3 separate regions of the Homo sapiens genome follow, and all the other regions are linked to region 3. The links are chromatin loops, found by intact Hi-C in ENCODE. Cell type or tissue: dorsolateral prefrontal cortex. All regions are shown on one strand.

What was found. A loop is a pair of places that touch in the nucleus more often than their neighbours do. Peaks named below come from ENCODE experiments on the same cell type or tissue, not always from the same donor. Only the 100,000 strongest peaks of a DNase experiment are listed, where the experiment ranks them.
Region 1: it touches region 3 in a loop (5-fold over the local background); 17 of 110 quality-filtered maps call a loop at or near these places.
Region 2: it touches region 3 in a loop (3-fold over the local background); 5 of 110 quality-filtered maps call a loop at or near these places.

The regions. Positions count from the first base shown.
Region 1 is chr5:37,377,775-37,380,274 of GRCh38, forward strand. It overlaps WDR70 (WD repeat domain 70), which reads left to right and starts at 1,544. Exons shown (of 18, transcript NM_018034.4): 1 at 1,544-1,618; 2 at 1,715-1,780. The coding sequence starts at 1,594. In dorsolateral prefrontal cortex, a CTCF peak has its summit at 1,410; a DNase peak (open chromatin) is centred at 1,477; H3K4me3 peaks cover 1,882 bases; H3K27ac peaks cover 817 bases.
Region 2 is chr5:36,413,748-36,416,247 of GRCh38, forward strand. No RefSeq gene overlaps it. Among named protein-coding and RNA genes, the nearest start is that of RANBP3L, 110 kb to the left of the region's middle. In dorsolateral prefrontal cortex, CTCF peaks have their summits at 1,225 and 1,426; no DNase peak of the experiment used is centred here; H3K27ac peaks cover 584 bases.
Region 3 is chr5:36,869,197-36,871,696 of GRCh38, forward strand. It overlaps NIPBL-DT (NIPBL divergent transcript), which reads right to left. Exons shown (of 1, transcript NR_046262.1): 1 at 2,165-2,500. Among named protein-coding and RNA genes, the nearest start is that of NIPBL-DT, 6.2 kb to the right of the region's middle. In dorsolateral prefrontal cortex, CTCF peaks have their summits at 1,446 (motif pointing left) and 1,647; no DNase peak of the experiment used is centred here.

The sequences.
Region 1 (2,500 bases), 510 kb after region 3:
AATCGCTTGAACCCAGGAGGTGGAGGTTCATTGAGCCGAGATTGTGCCACTGCATTCCAGCCTGGGTGACAGAGTGAGATTCTGTCTCAAAAAGAAAGAGATTCTTCTCCACCTTCTAAACGTTAAAGTGTTGAACTCCCACATTCTGTTTAAGAAGGACAATCCTGAGCACACGATTAGCCTTGTAAACTTTAGACTGACAGGCCAGGTGCAGTGGCTCACGCCTTTAATCGCAGAACTTTGGGAGGCTGAGGTGGGCAGATCACAAGGTCAGGAGATTGAGACCATCCTGGCTAACACGGTGTAAACCCTGCCTCTACTAAAAATAGAAAAAATTAGCTGGGCGTGGTGGCGGGTGCCTGTAGTCTCAAATACTAAATAGCCGGGCATGGTGGCGCACACCTGTAGTCCCAGCTGCTCGGGAGGCTGAGGCAAGAGAATCGCTTGAACCTGGGAGGCAGAGGTTGCAGTCAGCTGAGATCACGCCACTGCACTCCAGCCAAGGCAACAGAGGGAGACTCAGTCAACAACAACAACAACAACAACAAAAAGGCAGAGCGCGGTGGCACGGGGCCTGTAATCCCAGCACTTTGGGAGGCCAAGGTGGGCAGATCACCTGAGGTCAGGAGTTCAAGACCAGCCTGGCCAACATAGCAAAACCCCGTCTCTACTAAATACACAAAAATTAGCCGGGTGTGGTGGCAGGCGCCTGTAATCCCAGCTACTCAGGACACTGAGGCAAGAGAAGAGCTTGAACCTGGGTGGCAGAGGTTGCAGTGAGCCGAGATCACGCCATTGCACTCCAGCCTGGGCAACAGAGTGAGACTCTGCCTCAAAAAAAAAAAAAAAAAAAAAAAAAGCAAAGGGTGTCGCCTGTAATCCCAGCACTTTGGGAGGCCGAGGCAGGCGGATCACTTGAGGCCAGGAGTTCGAAACCAGCCTGGCCAACATGGCAAAACGTCGTGTCTACTAAAAATACAAAAAATTAGCTGCGCGTGGTGGTGGACGCCTGTAATCCCAGCTACTTGGGAGGCTGAGACAGGAGAATCGCTTGAACCCGGGAGGCGGAGGTTGCAGTGAGCCGAGATCACGCCATTGCACTCCAGCCTGGGCGACAGAGGCTCCGTCTCAAAACAAAAACAAAAACAAAAAAAAAACAAACCAAAACAAAAAACCAAAAATTAGCCGGCACCTGTAATCCCAGCTACTCGGGAGGCTGAGGCAGGAGAATCGCTTGATCCCGGGAGGCAGAGGTTGCAGTCAGCTGAGATTACGCCACTGTACTGCAGCCTGGGCGACAGAGGCTCTGGCTTAAAAAAAAAAAAAAAAAAAGGGAAAGGATGTTATAGAAACTCCAGATACTACTTCTCCCCTCCAGTGGTCTGAGTTGCGCGGCGCTTTCCCGCCTGTCCGGTAGGGCGGTGCCGCGCAGAAAGCCGCGGTCCCTCTGCGGAAGGCGCCGCTCTTGGCTTCGGCGGCGCCGCTGTAGCTTGAAGGCGGTACTTCCTCCAGCATTTGCCGCAAGTTATTGGCAAGTTCCCCTGCAGTTGTTTGGGCTGTCCCTGTGGCTGGTTCTGGGGTGTGCGGCCAGCCATGGAGCGCTCTGGGCCCAGCGAAGGTGGGTTTCATGAGGCGAGTCCGGGCGGGGTGGGCCGTGTCGGGGGAGCTGGGGCGCCGCACTAACTAGGCCGCCTCTCTTTTCCTCTTGCTCCAGTGACAGGCTCAGACGCGTCGGGACCGGACCCGCAGCTTGCGGTCACCATGGGCTTCACGGGGTTCGGTGAGTGACTGCCCCAGGCAGAGACCCTCTTCCTTGTGCAGAGGTTTGAAGATCCGCAGAGTGGGAGTGGAGATCGAGCTGTCAACTCGGAATTATTGTAGCTCGGGTGCATACCTTGCAGTTTGTCAATATTCTTCTCCCATTTGTCTTCTATTCTGCGTTATCCGTTGGAACCAACTCAGATGACAGTTATGAGAGTCTGGAGAGAGAGGAAGAGAAAGGATTTTTCTAATTTTAAGTCACCAATAATGCTAAAATGAACATTTTTGTAAATAACAGCATTTGTACGAGGATTTTTAAAAATACGTAATTCGGTAGGGTAGATTTCTAAAAGAGAGTGTAGTTTATTCAGAAATATAAATACTTAAAAAGCTGAAAAATTGGGTATGTGCCTTTTAAAGCTTCTTGATGCTTATTGCCGTAATACCCATCAAAAAACTTGTTCCAGGTTATACCAAAGTTAACAGAATTAAGAATGCCATTTTTACCATATCCCTACCAACACAGAGTAGGTATTATTATTTAAAAAGAAAATTATTTAAAAAATGAAAACAAAACTTAGTAGACTGATACATGAAAAATGATTTCTCTTTATTTTCCATTTTAAAATTATAAATGCTGTTCATCCAAACATTGGGATTCTAACTTCCCTGAACCTTTTCTCAAGGTCTTCTTGTTTTCTTTTGACCAGCGTGTATTAATTCTATGATAGTAATTAAA
Region 2 (2,500 bases), 460 kb before region 3:
CCACTTTGGAAGGCAGTTTGATAGTTTCTCACAAAGCTAAACATATTGTCACTATACAATTCAGTAATCATGATCCTTAGTATTAACCCAAAGAAGTTGAAAACTTAATGTGTTTTTCCAAAAACCTGTATATGAGTGTTTATAGCAGCCTTATTAATAATTGCCAAAACTTAGAAGCAACCAAGATATCCTCTGGTAAGTGAATGAATACATAAATTATTGTCCATTCAGATAATGGAATATTATGAAGTACTAAAAAAGTAAGCTATCAAGCGATGAAAAGGCAAAAGGGAAGCATAAATGCATATTAATTGATAGAAGCCAATCTTAAAAGGTTACATAATGTATGATTCCAACTATTAAATACAAGACACTCTGAAAAAGGCAAAACTATAGACATAGTAAAAGGATCAGTGGTTAGCAGGGGTTAGGGAGGACAGAGGGGTGAATAGGCAGAGCACAGAGAATTTTTAGTGCACTGCATTAGTCTGTTTTCATGCTGCTGATAAAGACATACTTGAGATGGGGCAACTTACAAAAAAAAAGAGGTTGAATTGGACTTACAGTTCCATGTGGCTGGGGAAGCCTCACAATCATGGCGGAAGGCAAGGAGGAGCAAGTCACATGTCACATGGATGGCAGCAGGCAAAGAGCTCGTGCAGGAAATCTCCCCCTTGTATAATCATTGGACCTCATAAGACTTATTAACTATCACAAGAACAGCACAGGAAAGACCTGCCCCCATGATTCAATTACCTGCCACCAGGTCCCTCCCACAACACGTGGGAATTCAAGATGAGATTTGGGTGGGGACAGAGCCAAACCATATCAGGCAGTGCACCTGTCAGTATGATATTATACATGTCATTAGATATTTATAGAATCCACAGAATGTACGTTAAGAGTTAACACTAATGAAACTATGGTCTCTAAGAGATAATGATGTGGGTTCATTGATTGTAACAAATATGCCACTCTGATGAGGGGTGGTGACAATGGAGGAGGTTTTATGTATGAAGGGGCAGGGAGGATATGGAAATCTGTATACCTTCCACTCAATTTTGCTCTGAACCTAAAACTGAAAGCCTATTTTAAAAATCTGGAATAAAATTTTTTAAAATTGCATGTTAAACTCAAGAATTTTTTGAAAGTTTTCATATAAGAAAATGAACTATGTTCCTTGTGGTCTAATAAGAATATTATATTTCCTTCCTGAAGGTGGCGTTTGTGTACCATGGTCAAAGAATGCTTCCCTCATTTGTTAAGGGAAAAAAAAAAAAAAAAACCTTTCCCGGACAGTAAAACATCTCATAAAACTGTCATGAGTAATTCCAGCAGCTGAGCTGAAATGGACAGCTACTCAGAACACCTTTGCTTTTCCATGACAGGGGTGAGATTTTATAAATTAAGGTTATAGACTTACCTGCGAACACTGGGACCTATAACTCAATTTACAGATACCTTGAAGCTGAAAGAGTGTTTGCAGAGCCTACACTCTGGGATGTGTTACAGGCACAAGGAAGTTCATGAGCTAAGACAGGCCACTAAATCTAGCTAAGATGGCTCAACAAAAATGAGAGTTCTCAGGCCTGCGCAGAACCTGTGACCAAGTTGCTGTTAGCCATAAACACCTGCATTGTGGGAGCTATTTGAACTTGAGAGAAAAATCCCCTAATTAAAAGGCACCTAAGCCCAAATTCTGCATAACAATTTGCTCTGGAGCATGTTAAACTCACAGATTTCTGGACTTCAGATATCCTAATGTCAAGAGTGTCATCGGGGCACAGGAATCTACATTTAAGAAGCTTCCTAGGATGGACGATTACTCAGATATATAAATAGAACAAACTCCTGATATAAGCAGCAACATGAACAAATCTCAGAAACAAGATTCTGAGCAAAAGAAACCAGACACAAAAGGGTACACACTGTGTGTGTGTGTGTGTGTGTGTGTGTGCGCGCGCGCGTGCGCATATCTATATATACACACACATATACATAACATATAAAGTATGTGAGTATATATATTATATATATATATAAAGTTATAGAATGAATACAACTCACCAATAGTTATAGAAATCAGGTCAGTGGTTGTATAGGGCAGGAGGTTAGGTGGATTGACTGTAATGGGGCATAAGAGAACTTTCCAGTGTGATAGTAATATTCTACATTTTTATTGGAGTGGCAGCTACATGGGTGTATACATTTGTCAAAACTCATGTAACTGTACACTTAAACTATGTACATTTAATTGCACATAAATTGTACCTTGATAAAGCTGATTTAATAAAACAGACTTCCTAGGTGATTCAAACATACATCTGGGTTTGGGAGCCACTGATCCTTTGCTACTGGAGAATGACCAGATCATAAGTGCACTTGAGCCACACTGGGGCTCCTGTGTGGCATTTTTATTTCCATTGACAGAACTTCTGAGCCCCAGGGCACCTTCCAGACCAAGTTGTCTGACTTCTAGGTTTTCTATATGTGTTAGTCA
Region 3 (2,500 bases):
TTATTTTTTATTTTTTGGCTGGAGATCGGAGTTTTATTATAACTCAAATCAGTCTCCTGGAGCATTTGGGGATCAGTTTTTAAGGATAATTTGGTGGGTGGGGGAAGGCAAGTGAATAGAGTGTGCTGATTGGTTGGGTTGGAGATGAAATCATAGGGAATTGAAGCAGTCCTCTTGCTCTGAATCAGTTCCTGGGTGGTGGCCACAAGATCAGATGAGCCAGTTTATTGATCTGGGTGGTGCCAGCTGATCCATCAAGTGCAGGGTCTGCAGAATATCTCAAGCACTGATCTTAGGAGCAGGTTAGGGAGGGTCAGAATCGTGTAGCCTCCAGCTGCATGACTATTAAACTATAATTTCTAATCTTGTGCCTAATTTGTTAGTCCTACAAAGGCAGTCTAGTCCCATAAATGATTTGCTTCTAAGTATCACTTTCTTGAAATCACTGGTGGCATACTGAATTTGTATGATTGTTCATATATCAATGAAATTAAATCTTTCAATAAAATTTAAGAAGTTTGTCTACTTCATAATGAAGATATGCTCCACGTCCTATGGAGATAGTGCTTAAGAAGTATATTTTTGAAAGGAATAAACACATGAGTAAAAGTATATATGGTATGTTTCCACAAACCTTGAAACGAGTAAGGGGCTAGACTAGCTAATTCATTTGGTTATTCAACTAAAAATGTTTGGGTCTTTACATTTATTTTGATGCAGTTAGCTAACGCTCAGCTCTTATACTTTTACTTCAAATAATATATAGATCACATCTATTCATTCAATATGCACCCATTCTATCAGGCATTTTGAAGTTCTTAGACAAAATTAAATAAACTGACATAATCACTTAGCTACTAGATTCCTCCAAACATCTCTCACAAAACAGATATTACTTTATTTGTTGTGTTTATAAACAGTAGTGGAAACAATTCTGTTCTCTAATTTTAAGCTGAAAAATCATGTCCTTATTAATTCACTGTAATAATTTTTTATTAAATTTTATCCCTTATTTCTTAGATTAAATGCACATAAATTTGATGTACAACTTTATAGTTTTAAAATGTGTCTATTTATGGCCTAATTTCAACTTTAAGTGAAAATGGAATTATTAAGAAATATTCACTGTTACATTTGGCTAGCAATTCATCATGGCATTAAGGTACTGTTTTCCATGGTTTTTCCATCTTGGGTTATAATACTGAGACATTTCACTTGTATAGTTCTGCATTCAATTTTTCTTCCAATTTATTTCCTGCAAGGTAATTCTAAGTTATAATTGTCACTGTATCCTTATTTGATACATTGGTCGCCTTTCTCTCCTTATGACTGTCTTTTTGGTAAACTCAAAAAGTGAGCAGGGGCCATACAGTTAAATTCAAAACAGGAAGTCATATGATGTTCCTTTATACTCCTACCTTTCATGATTGACTTGGCTCCCTCTGCTGGTTAGTAATATAATTCCTTTCTTAGTTCAATAGGGTATGTGTTAACATTGGTGAAATATCTGGGGTGAATAAGCTTGGAGTTAGAGCTTCTTATATGTTGATTCTCTAGCAAATTTTGTGTTTAGCTAAGGTTTTAACCAACCTAGGCCTTACTTATCTATAATGGAAAGGGACTTGGTATCACATGCCTGAAAAACAAAATTTTTATTAATGCCGTCTTAAATAGACTTGCCAACATTACAATACTGAAATCTACAAATAGCAAATAAAGTGAAAGAGTAATGAAATATTTAAATTGTATTAAAATATTTCAGTATAATATAATCCTTAACTTATTTGCTTTCTGGTTAGATACTTTTCATTCTACTCATGCAATATAATGCCTCCTTTTTAAATTCTATACACAATTTCTTCCTTCTTAAGTTTCCCCCTTTTAAATCCTATACACAAGTGTAAGTACATTTATTTAAATATATAGAATGAGTTGGATGGCAAATGAGAGTTACCTATTTAAGAACTTATTTACTTTGGCTAGAGAGAAAACACTTATTGAAAGTTTATTTTTCGGAGGGAGAAAGAAGTTTCCACCATTTTCAGGGAGTAATTTGTTCCTATGATAATTACTCTGTGAAAGATAGAAATTTGCTTTGGTCTGACTTATTAATAAACACTTGTTTTAAGATTGAAGGGAAGGTGGGAAGAAATAGAAACAAACATATATTCTGCCCCATGTTTATTATTGTGCTGTATCGGACATTTTAGATTGGAAAATGTGCTACAACAGATCAGTAATAGTCACAGATCTACACACAACAAATGTAGGTCCACTAGGAAAATAATTCCTCCTCACAACTTTAACCGTATTTGACATTTCTACTAACAACATAACTTTATTTCCTACCCTTTGCCTTAAGATTACCTTTCTGAAACCAGTATCAGATCTCTAAAATAGCCTGGTACTTCCTCTAAAATCCTTCACTAGTTCATAGGCAGTCAGATCTTTCTAACATTCCTTTTTTCCCCATTTTCTAAGGAAAATCTGAACTGTAGAT